Linked DNA regions of Mus musculus: regions 1, 2, 4 and 5 are each linked to region 3. Evidence: chromatin loops called from intact Hi-C (ENCODE). Cell type or tissue: left cerebral cortex. All regions are shown on one strand. Links, peaks and the distances in the headings refer to the core of each region. The heading gives the core; the rest is flanking DNA.

Region 1 (6,044 bases), core at 405-5,404, 570 kb before region 3:
AGGTGATGCGGCTGGATTACCTGCTGATGTTTGTTATGAGGATGCAAACATGTCTGGAAATATCACCTCTACTCCTACTCTTTTTCCACCAGAGGTGCTAGTCAACATACCTCAAAGCAGGGGGTGGAGGGCTGCTTCTTGACGACAATAGTCACATTTTGCAACACTGTGATAAATCATCTGAATAGTAACTGAACAGCTAAATATTAACCGAAGTGTTCATTCTTGACAGTACTTAAGATTACAGCATCCTTTGCATGAAATTGTTCAGTTTTACTTACAAATTAACATGTGATTTAATTTCTATGAAGACATTTTTTATTCAATTTACTAAATAAAATGTATTATAAATCACCAGAGAACTACATCTGAGTGTATAAAATGATGTATATGTAAAACTAGAACACAAACTTCTCTTTACAAATGATTAGTTTTGGGAATCATGACTAGAAGTATTTAATGGACATAGATGTCTAGATAACGCTTTTAATCATAACCAAGCTATCATTGAAATGACTTTTGAGGCATAAAATAAAATGGGTCTCTGGTACCTGGATATTTCAGGCTTTGGTATTCAAATGCTATCATACACCACGATATTCTCGTTTTTGTCAGGAGATGGCGCTGCAGGTTTTAAATAGCAGAGCTAAGGATCCCAAAGCCCCGTTAAATCTTTAGTTTTCTTATTTCTGGACAACCCCCCAAAATATCCACCACTTTTGTTCGAACTATTTTAAACATGTTCCAGAATGTTTTCCAATGTTATGAAGATAATGTTCAGGGGAGAGACTCCTATAACAGGACAAAGAAGTCTATAGTTACCGTTCCCAGGAGAATACATCCACATTGTATGTCTAAAGAAAGAGGACAGGGAATTCTTCATGAACTCTCTCCGCTACCTTTCTATTTATTTCAGCCATGAAGCTTAGGTCGTCCTCTAGGTGTTACCAGTGATAACTAGGCACCATAATATTCTCTTATTACACAGACTGCTTAACCTTGAAAATTGGAAACGTCCCCACAACGTGCTTGAACCGGTTTGAATGGATCCTGGAAAGGCTGCTTTTGGAGGCTGAAGGTTTCTGTCCAGCATCTATTCGAACTTAAACTACTTCCAGATTAGTGAGGAACGATGCCCTTTGTTGGAATCGATTAAGAGGAACTAGGTAGGTAGGTGAAGTTTGGAGCAGACCCCAACAATTCCAGATCGGAATTTGGGGAACTGGGTTGAGACTTTGGAGGGCTGCCAGAACTGTTTCATCTCGAACCACTGCCTGGTTCCTTCTTCTTCCGGAGGGAATCTCTTCAATCCGATAGGCATTCGCAGACCCAGTCTCTCCAAGTTCTTGAGAGGAAGCAAGCAAAAGGATGCTGAGAAACTTACCCTGGGAACTGAATGAATGTGGCTCTGTGTTACTGAGATCTCAAAGGACCAGGGGGCGGCAGACGTTGTTCAGCCACCCCAAGCTACAAGAAACACTGCAGGTTAGAGGAAGTAAATGCAGCTTCAAGGTCAAGGTGCCTCATCCTCGGGCTGGAGGACCACTGCCAGGAGCCCCTTGGCCTAGAGGGACTGGGATGCCGACTTCATCGCATTGTACTTGGCAGTTCAGGAGCAGTTCCTCAGAGCTGATCCCTGGGGGCTCAGTGGTTGCTGACAGACAGGACCTTCAGAGCCAGTGGGAGGACAGGGAAAAGCACACTTTCCAAGTCTGTCACATTCTTCCCACAGCTCTTACAGATTTAATTTTTCCCCCAGAGCGGCTTCAAGTTAAAGTTTACGTTTTTTCCCCCTCTAGTTTGTTTTTATTTTTCAAAGTGTTCTGAAATAGAGAAATTGAAACACTCAGACAGCCAGAGCCAGACTTCTCCTGGCTGCTTAATTTAGACAAGTCATAAAGTTATCAGAGATGCAGAAATACCACAACGAAATTTTTAGCATCTCACTTTAAAGGTAGAGTGAGTTCTATCATGATTCTGCTTGAGCTATTTCCAAATCCGAGCATAGAATGATCTCTAATAAATATAAGTTTGACCTACACATTACTTGGGGCTGCAACTCCACCCTCTAATTCCAATGCAGTGGTGCTTGCTGACTATTTTAGCCTCTATTGAAGGCTTTCAGAGTGTTTCCTCCCATAATAATAAAATTTGTTCATCTTTATGAGAGCTCTTTGATATGTATACATTTGGTATCCAACACTTAGCCGAAAATGTACCTTTCCTGATGCCAAGGAGCTTCACTGCGCCAGTCTAAACACAGGGGTACCCAGGAACTGTTTTCCCTGGGTGGTCCTACTTGTCCCACCTTGCCTCTGGCGCTTTCTAAAAGACCCGTCCCTTGTGTCTCTGGTTTCCCAAACCTCTTTCTTTGAAAAAAAACTGTGCAAGATAGAGTTTTCCTATAGATGCTTCAGGTCAGGTGTTAGAGCCCTGGTTGATTTCCCCAACCTCACTCTACAGGAGAAAGTTCTGGTTTGGACTTTCTCTTCTATTTTGGAACGTGCCTATTGCGTCAGCAGCCCTGGCCCTGATTCTAGCAACTTCTGCAAGATCAAAGTTTAAGATTTCTAAAGTTCCTGTGGCCAACAGATATTGAGGGAGCTGCGGACGTCACCCTTCTCTGAGCCGGAACCCCGGCAGTGGCAGTCTGATTCTACCCAAAGTGAAAGGAAGTTGAGGCAGTGACTCGGGTTAGTGATGATTAAACCAGGTAACGAGACGTCGGGCAGATGTGTTTTCATTGCCCTGTAAGATAAATGCAGTGTTAAGTGCCTGACAACTTCCCAGAAGCAATCAGCAAAAGTTTACGAGTGCATAAACCTGGAAGACCATTCCCCGAAGGTGGTTATAAGACCCGCGTTTAAAGCTTCCATAAATTCTCTGGCCATTTCCCCAGCACAACTTTCCGCTACTATCAAACAACCAACTCCTTCGGGGAGGCTGTGGGATTTCCCCCAAGCTCAGAAGAGGTGGCTGGTTAATACCTAGGGGAATCAAGTTGAGCAAAACTGTTGTGGAGCTTTGGATGATTGGAAGGCATCAGAGGTGGGACAAGGGAAACCGGGATGCCTCATGCCATCATGTTTTGTAAAATCTCCTCCTGGATGTTACCCTGGAAGATACTCGGAGCCAGTTAGAGCGCCTATCAAGCTGGTATTTGCTACACCGTGTGCCTTTTAAATACCTTCTCCAGAACCCGAAGGAATTCAGGCATCTTAAGGAAAGTTAGAGAGCACAAGAAAAACACACACCGGCAAACGAAGTTAGACTTTAATGAAGACTTTTAGCCAGTCTGTGCAGAATCCCCATGGTGCTAGCCTCCAATCTTGTGTTAGTAGCCTGATAGGAGCCTCTCATTAGCCTAAGTTTATAGAGACCCTTCCTTTATGATCCCTCTGAAAACAAAGCTGCTAATTGACAAACAACAACACTAGCGCGTCTGTGTCTTTAGCTTCCTAAAGGGACAGGCTAACAGCTGCGAGGAACAGAGGAGGGAGAGAGGAGGCGGCGAGCCCAGAGCGCAAAAGAGGCACCGCCCCGCACCAAAGCGGCTATGGTCCACAGCTATACACATTGGCAGGCCTTCTGTTAACCGCAGGATCTCAAGCAATACAGCTTCCAGCAGTCCGTTTGCGGGTTCCGATTCAGCCGAAGGAACACCAGTTACAGATGACTTTTCCATTCTGCAAGGGTAGAACCAAGGTTCCTTTCCATCCTTTCCAGGTGACAATGTAGACATTTCTGTGTCGCCCTCACGTTTCCTGTATGAAATAAGGTGCCCAACTGTTCTGATATTACCATTCAAAAACAGGTTCTGAGATGAACCTCATTTGTGAATCTATTACAGAGATTAATAGATTATTTCTCCCTTTTCAACTAATTCTCAGTGGGGAAATTTAACCATATGGTAAGGAGAGAATTAGAATTTCATCACATTAGAGCAAAATATAATGAAAAGAGTCCAACACCTGGGGCCAACTCTGAAAGCCACAATTAAAAGGTTTTTTAATGAAACCAGAGAAACCCCAAACTGCACAGCCTTCAGTAATTCTGCCAGATAAGAGGGAATACGGTTTTTACTTATAAGGATGAAAACTAGCCACTAAATATCGTGTGCTTCGAGAAACTGGACTCAGAAGCACGAGGACCACGTGTACTATCTCCATCCAGACAGCTCTTGTTTCCACAATTCTGCCCTGAACTAACCCTGCAGGAACAGCCCAGACGGATCCAGATGTCCCCAAACGTCTTCAGAGCAGCTAAATGCACGAATGCCCCCACTTGGTGTGTGAGAAGATTCCACTCTGAATGTTCCCTCTTGCGAAGCAACTGGATTTAATCTTGAGGAAAGTTTGAGACTAGTTTTTCTTTTCTTTCTGTCCACGAAGCAGTGAGCTTCTCTCACCACCAACTTAACAGCGTGGGGGACTCGGCAAAGGCCTCCCCCACTCCGCCCCCTCCGAGTTTTAAATCAAACGGGCTATGTAAGCAACTTGGTCATCATTTTGTTGCTTTCTTTAATTGTTTGATTTTTTTTCCATCTATATAGGAAATGGACAGTGGAGGGCTGTGGGAAAAGTGGTGCGGAGAAAATCTGGGTTGGCTCTTGCATTGCTGACATACTAGCTGAAAATCTAGGGTAAATTCGAGACAAGCCAGCAGGGACCTCACCCCTACCCCCAGCCCCCAGGTTCCATCTATAAATGCAGACATGCTATTAACAGGGAGATATAGAATTCTCTCCTATGAGGGTAACTAAGCAAGCTGAGACAGTAGTGGCCCAGTGAAGGGTAGTGTGTGGGGGGTGCTCAGTGGGGGCGGGGGCTTTCCACTGGACTCCCAGTCTTTACCGCGGATATACAATTTGCTGAAGGAGCAAAGAACATCCTCGGCTCTAAGTAGGGCTTTTAGTGTGCTCATTGATGAGTGAAAGTCGCCACACATGTCAAGCTAAAGGCAGTTGTTGGGTTACTAACAGGACCCAGCGCCTTGCAAACATATGCGCTAAGCTGTGTATACAGATGGCAGGCAGAATAATGGAGCAGGCGCCTTTTATAAAGCTCTGGCTGCTGCCTGTCTTCAGACCTGGGAAATGAAACTATTCAGACTCGCGGCCAGATAGCGCTTGCGATTGTTTGTTACCGTTTTAATCCTATTAATTAAAACGTTAACCTGATTGGGTAGAAAGCGCTGTCCCAACAGGCGAGTCTTCTTCATAATAACCTACTCAGAGATAATGATGTAAAAGACTCCCCCGTCTGTGGCGGCGGCTGGTTGATGGGTCCGGAAATCTCTTGAAGGTGAATCCAAGCAAGATAAACGGTGCGTAGAGCAGGCGCGGGATTGGACTCAGAGGCGGTAGCGGCGGCAGCCCCGCTCCCTCCGAGACCAGCCTCCCACCATGAGGGGCCGCGGCCCATGGTGAGCCTTAGCAGCCAGCACCGTCGGCTGGAGACGAAGAAGAAGAAGAAGAGGAGGCGGCGAGCGCGGGGGAAGGCGAAAAAGAAAAAGAAGGGGACAGGGCTGCGGGCAGCGTGGGGACCGACGCACGCAGCAGCTCCGGAACCCCGCCGGCGCGCGTCTGTGCGGCCGCCTGACTCTCCAGCCCAGGTGGCGGCTGGCCCGGACGATGGAACGCGGGTTGCACCTCGGTGCGGCGGCCGCGAGCGAAGACGACCTCTTCCTGCACAAGAGCCTGGGCACCTCCGCCGCCAAGCGCCTGGAGGCGGCTTTTCGCTCCACACCCCCGGGCATGGACCTGTCCCTGGCGCCTCCAACTCGCGAACGCCCGGCGTCGTCCTCGTCGCCCCTCGGCTGTTTCGAGCCCGCTGATCCCGAAGGGGCTGGGCTGCTGCTGCCTCCGCCCGGAGGAGGCGGTGGCGCGAGCGGCGGCGGCGGCGGGGTGAGTGTCCCGGGGCTGCTCGTGGGCTCAGCGGGCGTGGGGGGCGAGCCGAGCCTGAGCAGCCTGCCGGCGGGGGCTGCCCTGTGCCTCAAGTACGGCGAGAGCGCCGGACGCGGCTCCGTGGCCGAGAGCAGCGGGG
Region 2 (6,044 bases), core at 367-5,366, 380 kb before region 3:
TGGGATGCAGTTCCCTATAGACCTGTATTGGAGTCTTTCTGGTATGAAGGAATTGACAACTGATGGCATGAACATTTCAGCAAATACTATTTAGTGAACAGAAAAAAACTGGCTTATTCAAAGAGCTTCTTGTGGAAAGCCTACCTTGCCTTTCTACCTCCCCGAGACATTATCCTGAGTTTCACAATCTGACTTGATTACCCTCAATGGTCTAGAATGAACTAGTTAGGTCCATCGATTCCTGCCCTGCATGTAAATGGAGACTGAAACAAATCACCTTCCTGTCTGCAAATCTGGAAGTGCAACTTAACTGGCATGGGGAGAAGCTGGAGCCTGTGTAGAATCACATGAGCTGAAGTTAAAGATCCAATCCCCTCCTGTGCTGAAGACTGCAGAAGAGGGACAGGAAAGCTCTGGAAAGTTCTCTCAAAGCTCAATGTGAGAAAGTGGAAATGCTATTATCTTGAGTATTTTTCAGTTGACATTTCAGAAGTGTGCAGATATGTGTGTGCAGTACAATTGTGTCATTGTCCCTAAAACCAGAGAAGTTATGACGCTCACTGATCCAAGTAAATACTGACAGATATTTAAATTGTAATTACTATTTTCCGCAAATCAATCTGCTTGGTTTACAAAAAACATGAAAACAGTGTAGGAAAAAAATAAGACACTGGTGGGAAAAGAAAATAAATTTGAAGTGAACAATTTTAGTTGTATTTCTCTACATCCATATTTCAAGCAGGATACTTAAGCCCTTCTGAGTTTTGCTGTTGTTACTGTTGTCCTGAGAAAAATAACAGGGCGAAGACATAACTATTATCACCTTTGCTCCTCACGAAAACTTGTGATAGCAAATACTGTTGTTTCTATTTTTTCCTAGTAAGGAAAATCAGGTAAACTGAGGCACAGAGCAGCACCTATATCCTGCACCTGCATTTTCTTAAAACATTTCTCTTTGAGCTAAATGAAATTCAAGAAAATTTTCTTCCTGAAATAGAGGGAACTCTGAGCTGCAACATATCCATGGGCCCACGAAAAGGCCATACTTGATGCTTAATGCAAACCTGAATAGCTACAGCCTGCGTGGTGCAACTCCATTCGGGCCTCTCAACTGTAGCCCGTGTGTGAGTGTGTGGAGGGTGAAAGAAGTCTTTATTAGGACATCCACTGGCTGCAGCAGATGCCAGTGTCCTGCAGCAAGGTTTTCCTGCACCCGCCATCCCTGCCGGACTCGGGTGTCCACGAGGTCGCGTGGCCGCGATCCCACGCATGCGTGGCCAGCCAGGCGCTTACCTGGTGCGCCGGGTAAGGAGGAACAGGGCCGAGAGCAGTAAGGTGGCGGCAAAGAGAAGGCCTAGGAGGGCGAGAGGCCCTGGCGAGGCGGCATCTAGGGTCGTGGCTCCCTGCATCCCGACGAGCTGGCGGCTCTGTAGGGAGCGATGGCTTCTGCACAGTGCCCTCTCTTCTAGACCAGAGGCTGTGGCCTGCCCGCTGCACAGAGCAGAATGTCACAGCGGCCCCCAAAGCTGAACTACAAAGTTAGTGGAGTCCCCTCCCCCCCGCCTCCCCCTGACCCAAGCGTTCCGCCTCGCACCGCCTCCCGCTCCGCTCCGCTCCGGTGACAGGAACCCTGCCAAGGAAGAGGGAAAGGATTAGGATTTCCCCAGATGGAGCCACAGAAGCCTGGGGGTTGGGGGGCGGGGGGGTGTTTTTGAGTCAGTCAGCAGTGAGCTCGCAGAAGAGACCCTGCCTGACTCCCTGCTCTCCCCACCCACTAGCCTTAGAAAGTGGCCCTGTGGCACAGGTCATCCTAAACAGCTGGCAGATACTGCAGTTTGTGCTCCCCATCACCTTCACCACCAGTGTCCACTGTGCTTAGATTGAGGTTGAGGGCATAATATATGCAAAGGTTCACACCAGAGGCAGAAGGCAGGGTCTTAACTGCCGACGCACAGCACAGAAAGAAGCCACAGGTAACACCAAGCTATGACACCAAGTCCACGTCCGTAGTGTACAGCACACTGTACAGGCAGAGAAGGAAGACATTCGAAAAGTATCTTCTCATGGGAGCTGCGGTAATGACTCAGCAGATACACCTGAAACATGAGGACAGGCGCCCTGCCTTAATAGAGAAAGTGAAAGTGGCTGAGGAAGAGAGAGACCTGATGCTAACTTCACAGGAGAGCCCCCATCCTACACACACCTTTTTTCCTGATTACCCATATTCAAGTTGTCTTGTAGACTTAGTTGATAAATATTTACGCATCTAATTAAATCCTACTCCAAAACCTCTATCTTATGCACTGGACAGGATACAGTTCCCACCCTCACCTATCCCCGAACAGTTACTGCTAACAACTTCAAATCTGGTCTCTGTGCCACTTACCATTTCACACAGATCTGTTTTTACCCTGTCTCAGTCTCAGAAAGAAAGTGATGAATACTCCATGTGCAATGAGAAGTGTTAACACCAAAGGCTTGCGGAAGAGACCACTGACCTGCATAAAATAAAGCAAGCTGTTTTTATTTGTTTTCATGGGCTCCTTCCTCCTAAGGTTGGGATCCAAGAGGTCAGCATTGGACATATGGAAGACAAGGTTTTTATACCCAGTGGTAGGGGGTTTCTGAATGGGAGTTACTGAGCAGAATATAACAAGATGGTCATAGCAAGATAGCTTTTGAAAGAAAGGCATGACTGCCATTTTCTGGAAGAAGCAGTGCAGAGCCATTTGTAGTTAAGGTTGCAGGTTACACATAGCCCAATTCTTAGGAAATAGACATTGAATCATAAAGAAATAAACTCAGCTGGTCTTTACTATAAGATGGCATTCTTAAGTGTAAGCCATGGATGATATGTGGTTTGTTGGATCTGTAAAAAAACAAAAAAACAAAAAAAAAAAAAATAAGGGCTGGTGAGATGGCTCAGTGGGTAAGAGCACCCGACTGCTCTTCAGAAGGTCCAGAGTTCAAATCCCAGCAACCACATGGTGGCTCACAACCACCCATAATGAGATCTGATGCCCTCTTCTGGTGCGTCTGAAGACAGCTACAGTGTACTTACATATAATAAATAAATAAATCTTTAAAAAAAGCATTTAAAAAATAAAATAAAATGTCTTCTTTTCAAAGACTATGAGATGAAGTGAACAGATATTAGTAGTAGATAAAAGAAAAGAAACTAGTTGATATGTGATTGTGGAGTAACAATGAGAGAATTTAATAATGGGTCCATATGGTTCCAATCTTTTGCTCATTCCCCAAAGCAAATGATATAGTAGGGGTTTGGTTTATGACAGATTCGGGGTTGATGTGAAAACGTAGTACAATGGAAACATACAGGAATCTCTAAGGGTGACCCTAGCAAAGATTCCTAGTAATAAAGAATATGGACCAGAACTGGCCCTCTTTCGTAACCAGATAAGGTTTCAAGTGGTGGGACTAATATATCAACTCAGCCACAAATCCTTCAACCCATGACCAGCAACCTCTACTGCCTGAAAGAAGTATTGGGTAATGGTGGCACAGAACTTATGGGAGTGGCCAACCACGATTAGTACAATTTAAGGTCCACACCACAAGAGGGAGCCTACATCCTCTGCTCTACTGCCTGGATGTTCAGGATAGCCCAGAGACCAAGGCTAGAACCAGACGTGACTAGCAAAAAAAAAAAAAAAAAAAAAAATCCTAGTGATGTCTGCTATACTCAGTGCCTAGCCCAATCATCAACAGAGAGGTTATCTCCAGCAACAACTGATGGGAGCAGATGCTTCGATTCATGCTCAAACATTAGATAAAGCTCAGGTAACTCTGAAGAAGAAAGTGGGGAAGGATAGTAGGAGCTAGAGGGGTCAAGGACACCAGGAGAACATGGTCCACAGAACCAACTAAGCAGGGTTCATAGGGGCTCACAGAGACCAAAGCTGTACACAAAGCTGTACACAAAGGCTGTACAGGTATGATTTAGGTTCTCTGCATATAGGTTATGGTTGTTAGCTTGTTGCTCTTGAAGGAGTCCTAATAGTGAGGGTGAGGGCTGTCTCTCACTCTTGCCTGCTCTTGGAACCCTTTTCCTCCTACTGGTTGTCTTGTCCAACCTTGATATGAGGGTTGTGTCTACCCTTATTCTAACTTGTTGTAGTGTTTTGTAGATATCCCAGGAAGCCTTTTCTTTTCTGAAGAGACATAGAGTAGGAGTAAATCCTGAGAGGGAGATGAGGGAGGAGGAACTAGGAAGAGTTGAGGGAGAGGAAAGGTTATGAGTTCAAGACAAACAAACTGAATTCTTGTCTTTAAATAAATCAATGATATAACAGGTAAAAGACTGATGGACAGGCAAAGGTACACAACCAATATCGAGTGTAGTTCAATTTAAACCTCTGTTTTGAATATAAAGTACAATTGTAGGTAAGATCTGAATGTATTATTTTGAAACAGCTTTTTAAAATGGTGGAACAGATGGGTCCCATTGTCTCCAAAGGAAGGGAAGCCTTGGTGAGCTTTTATTTCTTGTCTAACAGTTTGGCATTGATTGTGCACAGTTGAGGTTTGAATACTCTGGTTTATAGATTCACAATCCCGACTAACAATTCATTCTTGTGATCTGACCCAACTTTCCATGCCAAGTCCTGAGACTCGTACTCTCTGTCCCCAGCGGACACCGGAATTTCAACAGTTCGATTATTCTCCAAACCTGGATTTCTGAGAAGAGTATGCATTTCTACCTGCATGTGTTACTCAGTAACAACCACTCACTTCCATCCGGCTCCCTGGCCACCTCTGTTCACCGGTGGAACATTTTTAGGTCGAAAATATTTTCTTGAGATTGGGCTGAACTGATGCTCGGAAAAGTGTTAATTGACCAAAATAATGTACAAAGACTCTGAAAAGATAATTAAGTTTATTGTAGAATATCAGAGCATTGCAAGATGAGTCCACATGTCAGTGGCCTATGCAGAGAATTAAATACAGTGCTGTGAACAATAATCTTTAGCTACAGTGATTGAAAACAAAGGAGATGTCATGCCAAGTTCACAACATTGTATACCTATACTTTGTGTGTATGTGTGTTTCTGAGAGTTAGAGGCTTTTGTGAGCTGTTCCTGTTATGGAGCAACAATTCTCCAAGAACTTTGTAAAGCTCACACAACTACTGGGAGGTATGTTAGAATTCTACCCTCCTGCAGAAATTCCCTAAATTTATATTTAAGTTCAAATTTCAATTGCAATGATAAAATACCACTACCAAAAGCAACTTTCACTTCCACTTCTATATAACAGTCCATCACTGAGTGACGACAGGTCAGAAATCAAGGCAGAGCAGGAACCTGTTGGCAGGAGCTGATGCAGATGTCATAGAGGGTGCTGCTTACTGGCCATATGGCTTGCTCAGTCTACTTTCTTATAGATCCAAGGACCAGGTGCTCAGGGGTGCCACTGTCCACAGTCATCTGGGCCGTCCACATTAATCATCAATCAAGAAAAAATACCATAGGCTTGCCCACAGGCTAGTCTGTGGCCTTCCAATTGAATTCAATTTTAATTGAATTACATCTTCCCAAATGATTCTAGTTGTTGTCAACATGACATAGAAGTATGCATTATTTTATTTAGAATTTGACAAAGAATGGTCTTGTTTTAATTCTGACAAATTTCACAGATACTACTCAGAGAATACTCAACATTTTATGTATCTAGTCCTCCTGGATAATATGCATGTAGGATCGATTGTTTATCTATAGCACAGTTTAGTCTTTCTGAATCTCCTCTTCTACTAGATTTTTGTCTTCAAATATCATATTTCTCTTAGCTTTTAAATTGTGTTTTATTTTAAATGGTGTTCTATTCTGGAGCTAAGGAAATGACCACTGAGGGGAAATCTGAAGGATCACATAAAGAAATGTCAACAGACCTCTGAAGCCTCACAGCTGGTAGGCATGTAGGTCTCTTGTAGTGACCTACAGAGAAAGTGAGAGTCTGTGCATATCCAATAGCTAAGCTGGGCTGTGAAGGGTAAACTGAAGAGACCCAGGTCTGTACATTTGAAC
Region 3 (6,044 bases), core at 708-5,707:
AAGGAATGTGAGAACTATTCCTTTGTCTGACCCTTTTGTTCCAAGAGCTGCGACACTTGGGAAGAGATCTTCTCTCCCAAAGAGCCGCCCCTTTCCTCACTGGATTGTGGGCTTTTCGAAGACCCAGGCTCGGAGTTAGTGGAGTTACTGAGCCACCTGGAAGGCATGGCAGAGGCTTTGTTTCCCTGCCTGCATTCACTTCCCTCGCTGGGGCCTTCCCACCAGGCCTGGATAGATGTCTCCGTGGAAAACCTCTGGTACCCAGGCCCACAAGTTGCTAAAGCCTGAATACAATCCTCTTTCATATATCCTATTTTTTAGGGCCTGCAATATAGTCTCTAGTCTATCAGCTGTCTGAGGTGAGGTCATCCCATGCTCACATAGAAGACCACATTTAGCAAAGAAGTACACTCTATAAAACATATAGGAAGATGACTATTGTAGTAGTCTCCCCATGGAAACTCTGCCCTCATATAGCTCAGCATCGTTATATGTATTGTCACTCATCATAGGGCCCATACAACTGGTCGTCTATGGCTGACCTTTGGTTGGGTTTGTGCTTATTCAATTCCCAGTTATATGACTTCCCTTGGGGAAAACATGTGCAGACATCTGTTTATTCCCAGACAAACCACCAGCAGCAAACGAAAGAAGTGATTCTACCCAAGTCTAGCTTAGTGAGCCAATCAGTTTATTGGGGTAACTTATAGAAGCAGTTATGAGGGATTATTTGTAGAAGCATGGGTAAATGCAGGACCAGAAATCTCACTGTATTCCTAGTGAGGACTCATGACAGCTGCATCCACCTCCTGAGCTCCCTGCACAACAAGAAGGCAACTCTTCCAGAGGGTCTCTCCTCCCCCAGTAATTATTCACTTCTCACAAAATTCCTTGTAATTTCCCATGCTTCCTGGGTCTCATGCACCTCTTGTCTCCTTCCAAAGAGAACAGTTAAAAGAAAAACAATTAATGTTCTATATTCTGTGAAGGAATTCTTCAGCCTGATTAAGTCCTGCTCCTTAGCAGTAAGAGCAGAAATGAGGATTCCAGTCCAGGGGTGTATATTTATCATGGCCATGCTCTCTCTACCACCATGTCATCATCTCAACTGACAAAAGGGAAGGTGACTCGTAAACACCCAGTCCTTCTAGAGCCCAGCCTACAACTTGGATCTCTGGCATTAGCTAAAATTAGTTTTCTGTTCTATTTTCTTTCCTTTTAAATGAAGAATACCAGAAAAGGGGGCTCTTTTTGATGTTTATAAACAGAATAAAAGCATGTACAGATACAAACTTATCCGTTGGAGCCTTCATTTTATTCAACGATAGACTGTATTATTTTTCTTCAATAGTCTACCTTTCAAAATTTTTCTGATTGCATAATGTTTTGAGGATACAGCGAGACTTGTGTACATGGCATTTGCACAGGTATTTTTCAGTCTAATATTCTGAAATAAGTTAAACAAGTAGAAATAACACTATATTTGCAAGATACCTCCCTCTTGTCCATTTGTATTTATGTCTCCATTATTATATACAAGAAAAAGAGAATCTTTTAAGAACATAACACTTGTGGCATATAAGCTTATCAATTTATAAATGCCATTATCTGCTTACATTTTAATTTTATTTTAATGGGTATTCTTTTGGACTTGGTTTGTCACAGTTTAGATCTGTCTTCCTGAAAAAGACTCACATTTGGGGCGTGGTCATAAGCAGATGGTACTATTTTGGGAAGACCTAGGAATAAGACTTTATTAGAGGAAATACGTTACTGGGAACAGGCCTGTGGCACTGAACTCTCCATCTCTCTTGGTCTTCTGTCTGCCATGTGGAAAGTAGGAGCCTCACAACCAGCAGAGAATCCAAGAAGTCAAATGTTATTGATTGAAAGGTATGTAGTTAGAGCAACAGAAATGTGGCACATATACACATATCCCCCAACCTATTAAAGTTAGCAGAAAATATTCTTAAAATTAGTGCAGTAACTTTAAGCAATAAAGTGGTAAGAAAAATAGTAATAGGAACTAATGAAATCTGTGACCTACAAATGACCAAACTACTCTCAATTCATAAGAAACATCTCACCACATACTTATTCTTTTCTATCTGTATTTAAATTTCTATGCAATCTCTTCATTCACAATGAATCTGCTCTTAAACTCTTGGACCTGGCAAAATAATCATAAGTAAAGCGCATGACTGACAAGCATGAGAACTTGGCTTTAGTTCTTCAGCACATTATAAAACAGGGTGAAAGTGTACATGGCTCTAATCTCAATGATGTGGAAGCAGAGACAGGGGCATATCCTGTGGGGCTTGCTTATCACCCTGTCTCGTTAAAGTAGCAAGCTCCAGGTTCACTAAGATGTTGGGTCTCAAAAAAGAAAACAAACAAACAAGGTAAAGGGTACTGAGGAAAACATTTAGTGTTGATCTCTGAATTGTGATATGTATGTGCCTGTATCCATGAACACATATGTGACAATGTACACACATGCACACACACACACACACACACACACACACAGAGAGAGAGAGAGAGAGAGAGAGAGAGAGAGACACACAGACACACACAGAGAACAAAATATTAATGAATAAAAAATGTCATTAATGCATCTACTCAAAAAGCCAGTGCCCTGTGATGGAGAGTTGCCCTCCATGGGTGCTGCCTTGTGAATCCCAGGACAATCTCTACATCCTCACATCCCATCCCTGCCAATCTCACCTACAGAAGATACAGAGATGGATGGATGGATATAGCAAGTACATACAGCACTTTAAGGACATCTCTGCTCATGAACATGAGTTTTAAACTGTCTCAAGGAAATTTCTCTAAGCAAGATTTTAGTTTGGGACTTAGAGTTAAAGGACACTAATGGTGTATGGCTGTGTATCTGGCACAGATCAAGAGAAATTCCATGCTAGAGATGACTGGAGCATAAATATCTGAGTTTGGGCCAAGCTCTAATTACTAAACCTCATTTTAGAAGTATGTTTCCATACTGTCATGGTCCAGTAGGCCATCTCTTAAAGAAAGACTCAGAACTGCCACCGTTAGGAAGCAAAAGATTTCTTTCTCCCTGAGTAACTGGAGCTGCTGCTGAGCGATGACTCATCCTACCACCCCTCCTGGTGGCAGCACTGATGAATGTGTCTTTAAACAGTCGCTATTCCAGGAAGCCAAAGACCACAGAAAAAATACACAGCATTTCCTGTGTAAAAACAGCAGGCAGCCACCAGCCTAACACCAGCCCTGTTGTCATGCAAGAACACCCCCCACTGCCCAAGGAGGTAGGTCAAGGGAGAAAGGTCAGGCAGAGAGCTCTGTGCCCCGAAGAGGGCTTTAAAACCTACATTTTCTCCCTGGGAATCTTCTCAATTCTGCAAAGCCTGCACATAGTGGGTACTCAGCACTCAGTAGGTATTACCTACTAAAGAACAAGAAAACACAAAGGGTCTTTTGTTCTTAACAAACCACACTTCCCTTTGATATGCAGTAAGTTAGCTCCACTCTTATACTCTGTGAAAACACAGTCCTTCCCCCCAAAGAGCAAGACTTTCCTGTCACTCAAAATAGGAGCTTTTCCCCGTGTTTTCTTGAATTTCACATACACAAATCAAGGATGAGTCCCCTTTAGATGCATTTCTATATCACTGCACCAGAATCCTGGCATTCAAATTGTACCTATAATAAGAGTAGAGAATTCCCATGGAAATCCAGGGCCGGGTGACTCAGTATTTCTCAGCTGTCAAACAGTTTACATTGTGGGGGATGAAGCAGGAGCAGGGTTTGGATCTTAAATGAAGCAAGCCCGCAACATTAACTAGAAGGTTACAACTTTTTAAAAAGAGAATGGACGAAAAGTTAGAAGGGGTAAGTTCCCTCAGCCAGCTTGTAATAGAAAACTCCAGGACCAGACACAGATCCTGGAAACTTTAGAGAAAGAAGATTGGAAAAGTCTAGTTTTGCTTTCAATCTCCGGTCCTGGCGATTGGGAGGAAGAACAACAGTGGAACTGTGCCAAGGGATCAGGAGGGAGGAAGAGGGGCGCCTGCTCTCATCAGGACCCGCCCTCCCTGACCTGAAATCAGTGTCCTTACTTCTCAAAAGATGGTAGTGGATTTGAGTCCCACTGCAGGTTAGCTGTTCCTCATTTCCCTCCATTTATAAGCGGTTGGGGCTTCTAATTTTTTTTCCTCTGGGGTTAGGAGAAACGGAAATTTGTTTAAACTTCCTGACCCCTGCAGATTCCCTGTGATTTGCTCAAAACAAAACAGTATCTCTGCATTTCTTCAACCTTGTGCTCAAACCCAAAGGAACCTCCACATAGTAAACAGATACAGAAAGAAAACACACTAGCTCTATCAAGAAAGAAACCTGCTCTGAACTCGCAGAGACAACTCCCTGCTGGAGTTTCCCCCTTTCCTTTCTTCCTTTCTTCCTTTCTTTGTAGCCACGTCTCCATTCTACAACACTTACTGGTTACTTAATACCGTTTACATAACCACTGCCCCGTACACATTTGCATTTTATATTTGCGTTCAAAAATATCCGCCTAAAGTTGGGCAAACTCCGGCTGCAGAAACCAGGTCCACTCTCCCTGCGTTTGGGTGTCCCGGGTACCTGCCAGCTGTGCGTCCTCGGAATTGAGGACATCGTGTTTTCAATTTTCTTCAATAAAGCAATGAATCTGGCAATTTGCTGGCCTGCTTCAGCTAAACAGAAAGGACAATTTGAGAAGGATCATAGTTCAGGCCCAGTCAGACGGAAACGATTGAAAACAGAGAGCTGGCCGCTGTGGTTCCCCAGTGCAGCGCGCTGTCGCAGTTTGACTGACAAACTGACTTTTTCGAGGTGCTCATGCCCATTTCAGTCAGAGTTTATTGAAGGTGATTTTGATCTTCTCCATGAGGCCACAGCAGTGGCCGTGCCATCTGTCACCTTGATTGCATCGTGGATTCTCTGGAGAGAGCGCCATGGCTCCTGATCACTTACAGATTGTGCGGCTTTCTCCTCCATACGGACCACATGCGCAGAGCCAGATGGTGAACATAGACGCTGATTATAAGTCTTTATCTCCGTGCAGGAAGGAGAGGAACTATTAGGTTTCCCTCAGGAGCTCTGCTCCTCTCTACCCTCATGCTGCTCCTCCGCAAATACAGTCTTCTTCAGCTGTCATCGGCCTACCTTGGAAAATTAAAAAAATAAACAATAATTCCATCACCGGGGCCGGGAACCCAAGCTGGTGCAGCAGAGCGGTCCCCTGGCCTTGCTCCCCTTCTCACAGGCCCCGCCCCACCCCCACCGCCTGTCTGCCTGTCAGCATTAGGTACAAAGAAGTTTGTTTGGGAATTAATATGTTAGTTTTTGAGAACTCGGGAGGGACCCACTATTTTAAATGAAGCCTCAGGACTTGCAGCTTTCTTGTGTGATTGCGATGTGGCTTCCATTGCATTGTGCTGTGTGTGCGCTTCCATTTAGGGAGGATTTTTATTTGTTTGTTATTTTTAATTCATCTTACACGTTTTTAAATTGTAAGCTGTTTTTCTGAAATAATCTCAGGAGAAGGGTTACTCACATTTGGGTCACAGCACAATCTCTGGGAGAGATTCAGAGGCAGGTGACAGTGAGCCCGAGTTGGAAACCTCTAGGTGTAGTACTGGAAAGAGGCACCGAGGCAAGAGGTGGAGATCTGGGATAGGCAGGGGCCCCCTGAAGCCCAGCATAGATTCCACCTCAAAGCATCACTGCCAGCAGACAGTCAGGAACCCGTCTCAAAGAACATGACGGAAGTGTAGGGTGTGCAAGCACCAACACCACTCAGAGTTTACATGAACAGCTAAGAAAGGGGTTCTCCGTCTTCTTGCTTTTTGAACATTATTTTTACAAGTTAAAGAATATACAGTTAAAAAACTATTTCTTTCCTTTACATACAACCCCTCCATGAAGATATAAGGATATAGGACATGTCTTGGTCCGCAGCTCACTCATAAGCAAAAAGCTCCTGCCCTTGCTCTCATAGGTCTCTATTTCTTTTCTCT
Region 4 (6,044 bases), core at 795-5,794, 470 kb before region 3:
TCATGCAGAACCTGAAGGCCTGGCTAGGATATTGTATGCATTAGAGTACACATACATGTGCATGAACATGTACAGTCACATACATGCATGCATATGTATATACACATGCAGCCTTATGTTTGTGCACTCACACATATACTTATATGTGCATGTTTGTGGTCATGTGAGTTCAGTCATACCTATGCACATGTGTGTGCTATCCAGGATGAAGAGTGGAATGGGACACTGAATCCCCAGGGGCCAGACTCCTTTAATGCTGAACTGCAAGCTGAGTCCCACAGTTCTGAGAAATCTCACTAAGAAAATGGCACTATCTTTAGATATAGCATTTAAAATATCTTTTCATCTTAATTTTTTATCGTGTTGTGTCATCTACCTTTCAAAACAAGAATGAAAATAATCCCAAAATTAAAATTAGAAATGGAATGGAGATGAAGTATAAAGGACCAAAGATGTATATGAAATCGATTACTTAGAATACTTACTTCAAGAGAATTCAAGAAAAATCAATGTCACTCCAAGAGTCATGCACATATCCACATTTCTGAGAGAGAGTGTCACATGCCTGTCGTCTCTAAGGTCTACTCACTAGTGTCATCTAACTGGTGACCAACCCTTTGATGAAGGCAGAGAGATCAATGTGTTCCTAATTGAAGCAAAGTGAGGTCTACAAGGCATCACTTAAGCATGTGTCAGTAAGTGGAAAAGCGTTATATCACTTGGCCTCCTGACTCTCAGACCACTGTAGATAGATCGTATCTGGGTGTTGGAAGATCAAGTCACTGTCACCTCTATTTCAAAGGAGCAATTGAAAACAAAGAAAAGTAAAGCAACATGTTCAGTATATCATTTTACTACGCTGTCTGGATTTTTTCCTACTTAATATCTCATGAGTATGAAAAATCTCTTTCATTTTTACCCCAAACTCATTTAAAAAATAAAGTAAAACAACATTTTATAGTATAATGTGGATAAAATATCACCAGAGGATATGAAAACCCTCAATTATATACTCAGAGTCAAACATTTGAAACCTTATTTTTATTAAATAGATGTAGCATAGTTTTCCCTGTCCCATTAATTTAAATATTAATACAAGAAGCTTGTGAGTGGACAGGGAAAAGGGAGGTGGAGGTAAGAGTTTCAGAGACAGAGACAGAAGAAAAGAAGGAATCAAGATGGAGCAAGAGGAAGATAGTCCAGATTTTGCGTGGCTTTAAATAGCCACAGGTAGCTATGAATCATAAAGGATAGAATAATTGGGATAACTTTTCTAATATAGGTGGGCAGCTTGTATCATTGTCAATTGGCTCTGAAATTATTGTGTGGGCATCTTGTGAATTGAGAATTTACTGATATAAATCTGACTTCTAAATCCCAAGCCTCTAGCGTTTTGATTTTACTGGGTTCCTGGGATTCGGGACCACTGCCCACAGAGGGTGAGTGGCTGGGAATGAGAGCAGAATCCACAGAGCAAGAAAACTGTAAAATAGGTGGCAAAACGAGGCTAGCCTGTCAGAGCAGAGAGTAAGTGGGTATAGCGCGAGACGGTGCCGGCTTTTTCAATATTTCCCACAACAAATAGACTCTGGCACAAACTATATGGAGGGGGTTCTAGTAAAGTTTTGTTATTTTGCAAAGCAAAATGAGTTACTGATCCTTTATCCAAATTGGCAAAAAGGTTTAGGATTTCTTTCAGGTATTAAAATATTCACATATGAATGAGGTTCCCCCAAGTTTCATGTGCACTTTATAGGCAGAGTCCAAAAGTGAATGTAAACAAAACATGTTCTGATGCCACCAGAGGCGTGAGATCAGGCGTGGCTGTCTGTTGCTGTGGAGTCTTCAACACGTGAGAAGTCTGAGATTTAGGAATACTCAAAACACTGATCTTCCGATCACCCTGCATCACCTCAGTGTCATTGTAGTGAAACAAAAGCCTTTGCCAGACTGCGAAGGTCCCGATCACAACTATGCATCCTGTGCTGTCCACAGTGAGACTCAGGACGGACGGGCATGTGCATAGAAGCTCTCACAGCAACTCAAGAATAGTTTTATGTTGGATAATATAATAACATTAGATAGTATTTCAAGTGCTTTTTATTTCACTTTTCTACTCATTTAATTTTATTGTAATTTAAGAAAAAATTGATCTCTAGTAAATTGGAAAAGCAATAAGAGAACTGATTAATTACGTCAGGCAGTTTGGGAAGCACTGTACTAGACTTTACCACCAGGCCTGCTGAGTGAAGTTTTACTTCGGAATAACAGAATAGCCTTCTAGAATTTCAAAGAAACCACCATCTAAATGCAAACATAAAAGTTAAATTTCTGTATGTTTCTGTAGTTGCTAATGTGAGTTTTTGATCCCTCATTGCTTCATGCCGCTCTGGCTGATTTCCAAGATCAAGGTGAATAAAAAACAATCCAGAAGTGAATGAAACCTAATGTATGAGTAAGGCAAGACTTTACAGGCAACCAAGAATGTAGAAATCTAACATGCGAGCTGTTTGTTGTTAAACTTCAGGCTGGAGCCAGGCACCTCGAGGCAGGAATGGCCGACCCTACTGCTCCCTGCTTCCTCGATGCTGAGGTGAACCGAACAGGTGTTTTCCGTCGGGCTTCTCATTTATAAACGGGCTCCGTGACCATACACGCACAAAGCCACTTGTTCGACAGTCTCCGAAGAGGGGCCGAGGACTGACCAGACATGAGACCCGATTACCCTCTCACCCTGGAAATCCCTGAGGGTTGAGGATGATGCTAGCGCAGGTCAGGATGCAGGAGGCACAGCTGCTGCCTGTTCCGCAGGGTGCAGGAAGGTTTCTGTTTCCATATGACATGCCAGTTCTAAAACTGAGTGAGCAGGTAGCACTAATTTCCCTCTTTTTGTCTCTCTTTGTGGAGTCCTAATTTTAAGGCAGTGTTTTATAAGTTTGTATCATCCTTTGAAAGTTGTACATATTTGAAGAGAACAACAATAACAACAACAAAACCATGTCGCTAAATTTCTTTTCAAAAAATAACGTGCCTGATATAATTAAGCATCGTTACCCTGTCTGCACATGATGTCGAGGACAGACAATGGATATGTCACTGATGGCTCTCAAACAGCCAAAGTCCTTTTCCCTTGGGTTTCTGGCTCTCTTGACAATGAAGACTCCCTCTAGTGGTTAAAGAAATAAATGTAAACTCTCTTTTAACCAAAAGGGTGATTTATTTATTTATATATTTATTTCTCTAACTAGGATGTTTTCTAAAGGAAAAAAAATGAGTATTTTTAAAGCTCTCTAAATAAGACAATTATAAATATTAAGATGCAAAATTTAGATTGTATCCTTAACTTATGAAAAAGTATACAGTAAATGAAAGTTATAATTCTGATAGTCTGAGTATGATAATAAAAGAGTGATACATATTTAAAAAAAGAAGATCCACTATCTATTTCATTAATGGAGGCATGACTAGTGGCTGTTTGCACAAATCGATGCTTTCCAAAGCAAGTTACGTGGCTCTTCTACAGGAGCTACAATCTAATGATTGCAAGGAACACTTCATTTAACATAATAAATATTTAGCCTGGTTAAAAGCGATATTATGTGAAAATTTTTAACTGCAAAGAAAAAGGTGGCAAATGCATATAGATTATTTTTACCATCTAATTTTCAATCCCTTTTCAGCTGAACAACAAAACACTGAGACCCACAGAACTCAAATGACTAGCTCCAAGTCAGAGAGACAGAGAAAAAGACCAGGAGAAGCCGGTTCCCTAAGCTGCAGCCTCTTTAGCTGCTCCCAGGAGGGCCTCCCCATTGCCACCTTCCTCCTGTTTATTCAAGATGAAGCTTGATCTGTGACTGTCTAAACCGCAAGTGTAAAGCCTCTATTCTTTTCAGATTTATAGACTTTAGCATTTTGTTTATTGTTCAGAACACCCAGAGAAGTATTTGTGGGCGCATTGACCCATCTCCGAGAGATTTATTTTACAACATGAAAATGGAAGTTAAAATTAGAAACTACCTAAATGCTAGTGGAATTCTGGTCTTAAGTCTCTCCCAGTTACTGTGGACTTGAGAGCTCAGCCACTCCTTGTTTGTTGTACACGTATCACTTATGAGGTTGAGTAAAGAGAAAAATGAACCAGATTAGTAAAAGTGCTTTGAAATGTGTGACAAATGCTATAAAATAAATTTTTGTTTTAGTTACTCAGAGTTATATCACACTGGGAAAAAGGCTGTTTCATCTACAGCTTCAGTTTCTTTGAGGGAGAGGAAAATAAAAGAAACTTGCCAATTGTTTTGTAGAATAGTAGATACAGAAGATAGTCACAGCTTCCCTGTAGGAACAGGCTCTGCATGGCAGGTTCTGGGGTAGGTACCGGAGAATGTGATGGTCTAACATCTTCGCTTAAAGATTTGGCATCTGGTTTGTAGTAAAGTGAAAATTCTGTTACAATCATACCTATGAGTAACTGAAGTTAAACTCACCTATAAGCACTACTGTGCATTGGCAATACCTAGAGAATACCAAACACATTCAGAAATTTGAAGTTTTATAACCTAAAACCTTTTTATTTCCCTTCTTATCAATCTAGATGCTGAGCTCTGAGATGGGCCCTTGTCTGTGTCTGCCCATCCTGTAAGATGGTGCCAGGAGCAGAAGAAGCATTCCTATTGGTTGAATCTGAACTCCACCCTGGAGGACAAAGGGCAGAGGAGATGAGCTAACAATATCTAGGGATACTTTGCCATCTCACGAAGATAGGCTGTCTGTCTGACTCCTGCTACCAACTGAGTGAAGGTGGTTTATTATATTTTCTAACACATATCCTGACATTATGCAACATTCCCAAACTGCCCTGTATTTTCCAACCTGGATGAAAGAAGATGCATGACATTTCTGCCCTTGCTGCTGTTGATTTGCAAGTCAAGAGAGAGAGAGAGAGAGAGAGAGAGAGAGAGAGAGAGAGAGAGAGAGAGAGAGAACAGCAACCTGAACCCTGGAGTAAACACAAAACCCCAAGAACAGTTAGTGTTTCTTCTTAACTCTTTAAAGTTTGACCGAGAAAGACAGGCCTGGGCTTTCCAGGCTAGATGCTTCTACATACATGGCATCCGTGTGTGTGTGTGTGTGTGTGTGTGTGTGTGTGTGTGTGTGTTTGTGTGTATTGTCTGCCAAATATAATATAAAATGTTCCACTTAAATGATTAAAATGGGGGAAAGAAGGAATTTTACCAGATCCACTATTCTTTTGAAATAATATTTAAAAAAAAAAAATCCAAAACATGGGGTAAAACAAGCTTCCTTTTGTTTTCATACAAATCAAAAAGAGTTCGAGAAAGCATTCACAGCAAGCACTGTCCAGCGAGGACCCGGAAAGAAGCATACAGTGGAGCCAGATGTTGGGGTGATTTGTGTCAGAAGGGCACAGGAGCATGGTGTTGATTTCAATGGCTGCTGGCAGAAGCTTTGCTCCAGCAGCAGGGGGAAAACCCTGAACTAATGGAATTCTTCCCTACTCTTTCCCTCGCTCGCTAAGACACCCTAAACCACTAGTCAGTGGTGCTGATAGCTGTCAAAGAAGCTGAATTCACTGGCCAACCCTGCCAGCAGGGATCACATCAGAAGGGAGATGACTGAGTGAACAAGGGCGTCTCCAGGCTGTGCCATTTTATATCCCACTCAACCTTCAACAGCTGTTTCTTGAGCGAATACAGACTTCAAATAATTATGTGAAAAGAACAACAAAATTCCAGATGTAGACAATGTTTATATGTATTCCTTGGCCCTTGATTGGGCCCACAAAGGGGGACGAGCAATGTCATGTCTGAAGGATGAGAGCTTATAACCAGGTGGAATTAGAACCAACAGTTTCTCTTATTGGCACTCCCAGCCAAGGTCTCAAAAGAGAACATGGTAAAGTGGTTTTGTATCAAGCGGATTTTTTTAAACAGAAAATGCAGAATGGTGTGTTATAGTTTTAGGGACTCTATTGACCTGAGTGATCATTGCCGCCAGTCATTGATTTAAAATTTTAAAGGGCT
Region 5 (6,044 bases), core at 233-5,232, 460 kb before region 3:
GATAAATAGCTTACAACATGTAGGACTGAACTTTCTGAAACCCCCCCCCCCAATGGCATTCAAAGCCATTCACCAGATGAAATATGTGTTAAAGAACCCCAAAGTGACTGCTTTCCTGTTCTAATTTCTAACTCCTTTGAGAGAGGAAGGCTGGCACCTGGTGTTAGAACCCAGGTAACCTGTCTCCTGCTGCTTATCTGTCAATAGATAAATAGGACATGTGGCCTAGTGAGGACAATACTGGGGTTTCACTCAGCTTCTAAACAGGAAATAGACATCAAAAGAATGTGTACCAGACATGCACACTCATGCACATAGGCACACACATGCACACATGCATGTGCACATGCATGCACACAGGGACAGTTCCTGTAATCACTACAACTGACCCTAATAAAATGACAATGTCACTTTTCAAAATCCCATTGGCCTTTCCTTTAGCCGGGGTTGAGAAATTTTGATATCAGCCCTTTCAGCAACAATCTCACAGAAGCCAGCTGGCTCAAAATGTTCTGTGACCAGGACAGGTTGCTTACCTCTAGAAGGTTAAAGTATTTAAAAGATAACAACTACATCTGGCTTAGAGAGGAAAGCCATGTTTGACAATGGTCCCACTGCAGTGTATGTACAGTCTGCAGGAAAGTGCCATCTAGGACTGTGAAATTAGGGCAAGATCACCAAGCCTTCCTGGAAGGAGAGCTGAATGCATTTTCTTTCCTACTTATAAAAAGATGTTTATTACCTGTGAGTGCATAGAGGTGTGGGTCTCATGGCCACCAGTGATTGGTGATAAGCCCCTTTTCCTCATTTACATTGATAGCCAGCATTAGTGAAGATATACGCATTTCATTTCATGGTTCAGAAAGAACAAAGTATATGTATATGTGATAGCAGTGGGTGGTTAATGAAATGGTCTGACAAGCATAAGCTAATACATAGTCATACCAGAATGTGACTGCAACACCTGTTCTTGCTTCACAGACTTCCAATTCTTAAGAACAAGTTACCACTCACAAGAAGTGAAGCCACTCCTATTTAGACATCAATATGCTCCAAGGAAATTTTAGTCGCTGTTTTTGGTAGTGGTGTTGCAATCACTAAAGGGTGGTTATTCTAATGATATCAAATCTCTTTTGCTTCTGTCCTAAGAGTAATGAAAACTTCACACATGCATGAAGCTCCAGTAATTATTTTAAACTGCCTTCTGTTGTCCCCCTGAGGAACACGGTGGTATTTGTTTGATGCAGTTTAATTAGTGTCAGGGTAATTAATGCTATGCTATCTACATGAGATCAAAACCCTTTCTTTGTAACATTCTGGTAACTCAGAACTAAGAAAACGGAGCGTTTTGAAAATGTTGTGGCATGGTGTTAACCTGAGATCACTGGTGAACTGAATGGCTCATCTCTTCCTCCCAGCCTCACCCAAATGCCAAATCCAGTCTCTCCCAGGACAAGATCAGGCCTGTAATACATTGCAACTACTCTGCCAGGCATAAGATTCGGTGGCTGCTATGGAATTAAATTCTTTTTTTATGGGCATAATCAAATTAACTAAAGCATTCACAGTCACCAGGCACCTTTTGCAATAGTTTAATCTTTTAATAATGAAATAGTAAACTTCTGCACTGACAGAGAACTGGAGTCCCTTGTAAGCGGGGTGTCACATTGCCATGTGCTGATATATTTTTTCAAATAAAGGAATCATTTGGTTTAATGAATGAATGTGATTCTGCTTAAATGCCTGAATAAAATTTGCATTTAATTGTAGGTATAGATAGTCTCTCTGTTTGACAATAATGTTAAGAGAAGGGAGGGGGAAAACAGAGATAGGAAAGGAGAGAAGTTAAACACACAAAAATTCCAGACACATACATAACGTGCACTGCCATAAATCCCTTTTAACTGTTTCTTTGGTAATAAGCAACGGCAGTATAAATCTCCTAACACGAAAACTCAAGCTGATCACAGGCTTAAGGAAATAGCTCCAGTTATCTTGACTGGATAAATTATTATACCCTAAAAAGGTTATTCCAGTGTCTAATAAAGCACTGTAGCTAACAAACAAAAATAAAAAGACGAACCATTCTCTTATTTTGTAACAGATGAAATTACAGGGTGCATGGGATCAACACAAGGACATTGAATTCATTTCAAGTCTCAAAAACGCACTATGCACTGTTCATTTTGGAAGAAGGCTAGTGCTTTAACACAAAGAGGAGGGTCACATTAGACTTATAGTATTTTTATAGTAAGGGGAGGGCTGATGGCACATATCTAAAACATAAACGTGACTGTCTGGAAGTCAAGCCAAATGGATTTTGTCTATTGCAAAAGTACAAGGAATGAAAATAAGCTGTGTACAGCACAAGAAATGAACAGACATCAGCACCTCTAAGGATTAAATGCTCAGTCGGCCATAGTTATGAAATTGTGTCTGTACCCATCAGTTGTGGAAATTAAAGTTAATATTATAAAAATAAAATCTCATTAGAAATTTTTACTTAAGCTGCTGGCAGGTGATCCCCTAACAGGGCTGGTGCTGACGGCATCTCCTTTAGGTCATTCCTTGTGAAATGCCTTCTGGGATCAGCTGATTAGCCAAATATGTTTTCTCACATCTTTAGTTCTACTTTCTATGAGTTAGTTGTTTATCAATTAAGGTGATAAATACCAGTGAGTCTGGTTACAGCAGAAATACAGCAATGTACCCTCTAGGAACCTCGCAGTAAGAGCTGTGTGCAAAGTTCAACAACTGTGAAGGAACTATTAAGGAGGACATACACACAAGTGACCTTGACTGACACGCGCACTTCATTTCTGCAATAAACAGCAGTGGTGCTGATAACTGCTCATTGGCGCAGAGAGTAATTACCTATCTGTCAGCGTTGCTGGTGTGTGCGAAAGAGTATAAATGAAACATACATAATGTGTGGCAATAATATCAGGCATGCAGAACCTAATGCATTATCATCATTCTCAGGACCCAGGTTTATGTGGCTGCCACCACTGAGTAAATGCCTCCTAGCCATGATAATTTCATTCTAATCTCTCTTCCATATTATAATTTTCATTGCTAAAAGATACTAAGGAGCAATACGTTTCAATCAAGGCTAAATAGAACACGACCTGTAACTAGCTATTTTATACACCTATATATTTTTTCTTTCAAAAATTTTAGTCAATTTATGAAGAGACAGGAATAAGCTATAAATTTCTGTGTGACAATCCCTGTCCGTGCCAATGTCACCATGTCTAGAGATGGGGTGGAGGAAGCCTAGGGAAGGGTCAGCAGTTTTACCTCCCATTTTTCCAACAACAAAAACATCCATCTTTTAAACTCCCATTCTGTTCTGAAGCAGAAGGTTAGAATGCATTTTGAACAAAATAGCGTCCATTGACAAAAGGAAAACAATCCAGTTTCTAAGATCAATTATCTTCATTTACTTGAGTACTGTAACGGCACAAGAGAAGCACAGGGAGCTATATAGTCACACACTCTGCTGTGTCACAAAGCTGTCCAGCTTATGCTTTGTTGTTTCATTCTCCTGTGAAATCCTGGTTTTAACACCAGGTGAAAGGAATCAACGATACACAGGTAGCCAAGACTGGCACCTCTCTGCTAGATAGAGGCTGAAAACCTGGAAACAGTATCCCAAACTAGATACAGAAGCAGCTACTAGATGACCAGCTGAGTCCAAAAAGAGAGTAAACAACTATAATCAGCAAGGCATCATTTTAACTGATCTAGTTTTTCTCTTTATAGCAAAAGAATGTACTTTGGAGACTTTACGTAATCATGAATAACTATTGCAAAATCTATTTCCTCAGAGGGAAAAAAGATTTTATTGATTGAACAACATCACCTTTCAAAAACTTAAGAAGTGAATGATAATGAGCAAGAATACTGAGTAACATTTTTAATTTCTGTGCTTTTGTTTGCTGATTTCTCATAGTGGTTTTCTTGAGCTAAAATTGTGAGCAATATTTGATCTAGAGATTCATCAAATCAAACACAGCTCAAGTTTCCGTTTCTTCTCTTTCTATATTTCTGATCAGGAGAAAAACTAAGAAATAACCAATAATAAGTTGCATAGAAATGTGATTTATTATATCCCAAAGACACACTTCTATTTGAAAGAAGGAGAAATCCTCAGGTCATCTTTAACATTAAGAAATAAAACTTATTCAAGTTCGTCACATCATGACACTAAACAGCTTATCTACTTGACTGTGTTGTAGCCATCTTGATTGTCTTGCCAGAGTGATCTGGTAAAGATTTTAGCTAAGTTGTAAGTCACTTAACCAAAGCTATCATTTCAGCATATTAATTGAAACTGATACATCATTAATGCCTACAAAGTACAGAGATTGATCTCAGTGGCTTCCATTTGATCCACATGATACTATTTGTCTGAGTAATTTAAGTCTTTCCTAATGTGTAATATTACATGGGCTTTTCAGAAGTGCTTAAGAATATTAACAATACAGTACTTCCCAGAATACAGACAAATTTCAGGGAGAGACATAACTTTATTTCATTGATCCTAAGAAGGCCTGAACTGTTTTTTATTGTTGTTGTTGTTCTTGTTTGGTCTTTTTATTTTATTTATCTATTTTTTTACATGTTAATCTAGTGGGTAAAACTTCTTAGGATTCCAAGTAGTAAGAACAGGAGGGTCCCAGCATTGTATCACCAAAGTATCTTATTCAGCCCTTTCACTCAAGGAAACACAGTATCTTAACCTCTTATAGCTGTGAGGATCCATTACATCCCTGATCTCCAAGTGTTCCAAACTACAGTAATTACATCTTAATAAAATCCCCAACCAAATTATATATTCATTTTATACTAACATCTACTTTATGTATGTATGCCATAAAACCTCTAGTTAACTGATTGGACTCTGTGTGTGTGTGTGTGTGTGTGTGTGTGTGTGTGTGTGAGAGAGAGAGAGAGAGAGAGAGAGAGAGACAGAGAGACAGAGAGACAGAGAGACAGAGAGACAGAGAGACAGAGAGACAGAGAGACAGAGAGAGGGGGGAGGGAGGGAGAGAGAGAGAGAGAGAGAGAGAGAGAGAGAGAGAGAGAGAAAGAGAGATCAACTACTTAGGACTGTATTAGGACCATTAAGCAACTTGCATTTGAATATCTAACATTTTTTTCTCCAGGCCCTAATCAGTAATTACATATCAAACAGGTTGATGGTTCACAACCTAGGAATTAGGCAGAAAGCCAAGGGACCCTAACTCGTGTCCAGCTCCTATAAGCAATTATCTTCCAGTTGAGCAGCACTATATAGATAATGTGTTTGGGGGACTGTATGTCACTTTTGTGGTGTATGATGTTGGTAAAAGCAGCAAGAACCAGGGGAGAGTGTAACTCACTATTTAAAACAGTTGGGAAATGATCACCTTCCAGGATTTCTTAACTGTTACAAGAATATGCAGTATATGATTAGAGCTCACCTTGGGTGACTGCTTACTCAGGTACCAGAACACTGCTATTGTGACATTTCTCACATTCACCCTCAGCACCTAAAATATCACTTTTTGTAATGAATATGTATTGAACAAATGAGTGGAATCATCTAGCAAGTAAATGAATAGTATTCTCCAGAGAAGATTATCCATATATATATTCTCTCTATCCAGTCCTATACATTCTCTCTATATGTCCATATGTATCATATATGTATATGTATGTATATGTATGTATATATATATTTTTTCTAATTTGATGTTTTAAAGGCCATGCCAAAAAATTGTCAAAATGTTAGGCACAAAGCACTCTCTTTGAAATATTATGATATTTTGAGGAAAGCGTTAATAAGCTTATTTAGAATTGATGGTATTACAGTTAAATATACTTTTAAATTAGAAATTAACTTTTAATATATGGCTTGGTGAAGATAAGAGTGAGATATGTAAAGTATAGTTGCCTTTGGTGTAGGCAATATACTTGATTAATTTGGAGCAATTTAGCAGTGAAAGATTAATTAAGAATTTCATCCAGTACAGGCCATCTTTCTTTTCCAATTACAT

What was found. A loop is a pair of places that touch in the nucleus more often than their neighbours do. Peaks named below come from ENCODE experiments on the same cell type or tissue, not always from the same donor. Only the 100,000 strongest peaks of a DNase experiment are listed, where the experiment ranks them.
Region 1: it touches region 3 in a loop (12-fold over the local background); 11 of 42 quality-filtered maps call a loop at or near these places.
Region 2: a loop joins it to region 3, with 9 times the contacts of the local background. A loop is called at or near these places in 4 of 42 quality-filtered maps.
Region 4: a loop joins it to region 3, with 2.6 times the contacts of the local background. A loop is called at or near these places in 2 of 42 quality-filtered maps.
Region 5: it touches region 3 in a loop (2.6-fold over the local background); 2 of 42 quality-filtered maps call a loop at or near these places.

The regions. Positions count from the first base shown.
Region 1 is chr3:18,049,156-18,055,199 of GRCm38, forward strand. It overlaps Bhlhe22 (basic helix-loop-helix family, member e22), which reads left to right and starts at 5,170. Exons shown (of 1, transcript NM_021560.4): 1 at 5,170-6,044. The coding sequence starts at 5,633. In left cerebral cortex, for the core only: a CTCF peak has its summit at 607 (motif pointing right); DNase peaks (open chromatin) are centred at 631, 1,329, 2,629, 3,516 and 3 more places; H3K4me3 peaks cover 3,651 bases; H3K27ac peaks cover 1,847 bases.
Region 2 is chr3:18,241,795-18,247,838 of GRCm38, forward strand. Cyp7b1 (cytochrome P450, family 7, subfamily b, polypeptide 1) reads right to left here and starts at 1,544. Exons shown (of 6, transcript NM_007825.4): 1 at 1,294-1,544. The coding sequence starts at 1,409. In left cerebral cortex, for the core only: CTCF peaks have their summits at 2,962 and 3,560 (motif pointing right); DNase peaks (open chromatin) are centred at 1,250, 1,585, 1,967, 2,584 and 1 more place; H3K4me3 peaks cover 1,764 bases; H3K27ac peaks cover 1,457 bases.
Region 3 is chr3:18,620,864-18,626,907 of GRCm38, forward strand. It overlaps Gm30789 (predicted gene, 30789), which reads right to left. Exons shown (of 4, transcript NR_166210.1): 4 at 675-5,190. Among named protein-coding and RNA genes, the nearest start is that of Gm30723, 6.6 kb to the left of the region's middle. In left cerebral cortex, for the core only: a CTCF peak has its summit at 3,137; DNase peaks (open chromatin) are centred at 3,134, 3,736, 4,588 and 5,025; H3K4me3 peaks cover 304 bases; H3K27ac peaks cover 1,706 bases.
Region 4 is chr3:18,155,484-18,161,527 of GRCm38, forward strand. The region is part of intron 1 of Cyp7b1 (cytochrome P450, family 7, subfamily b, polypeptide 1); the gene reads right to left. Among named protein-coding and RNA genes, the nearest start is that of Gm23686, 19 kb to the right of the region's middle. In left cerebral cortex, for the core only: a CTCF peak has its summit at 3,157 (motif pointing left); a DNase peak (open chromatin) is centred at 3,067.
Region 5 is chr3:18,162,455-18,168,498 of GRCm38, forward strand. All of the region lies in intron 1 of Cyp7b1 (cytochrome P450, family 7, subfamily b, polypeptide 1), which reads right to left. Among named protein-coding and RNA genes, the nearest start is that of Gm23686, 12 kb to the right of the region's middle. In left cerebral cortex, for the core only: no CTCF peak of the experiment used is centred there; no DNase peak of the experiment used is centred there.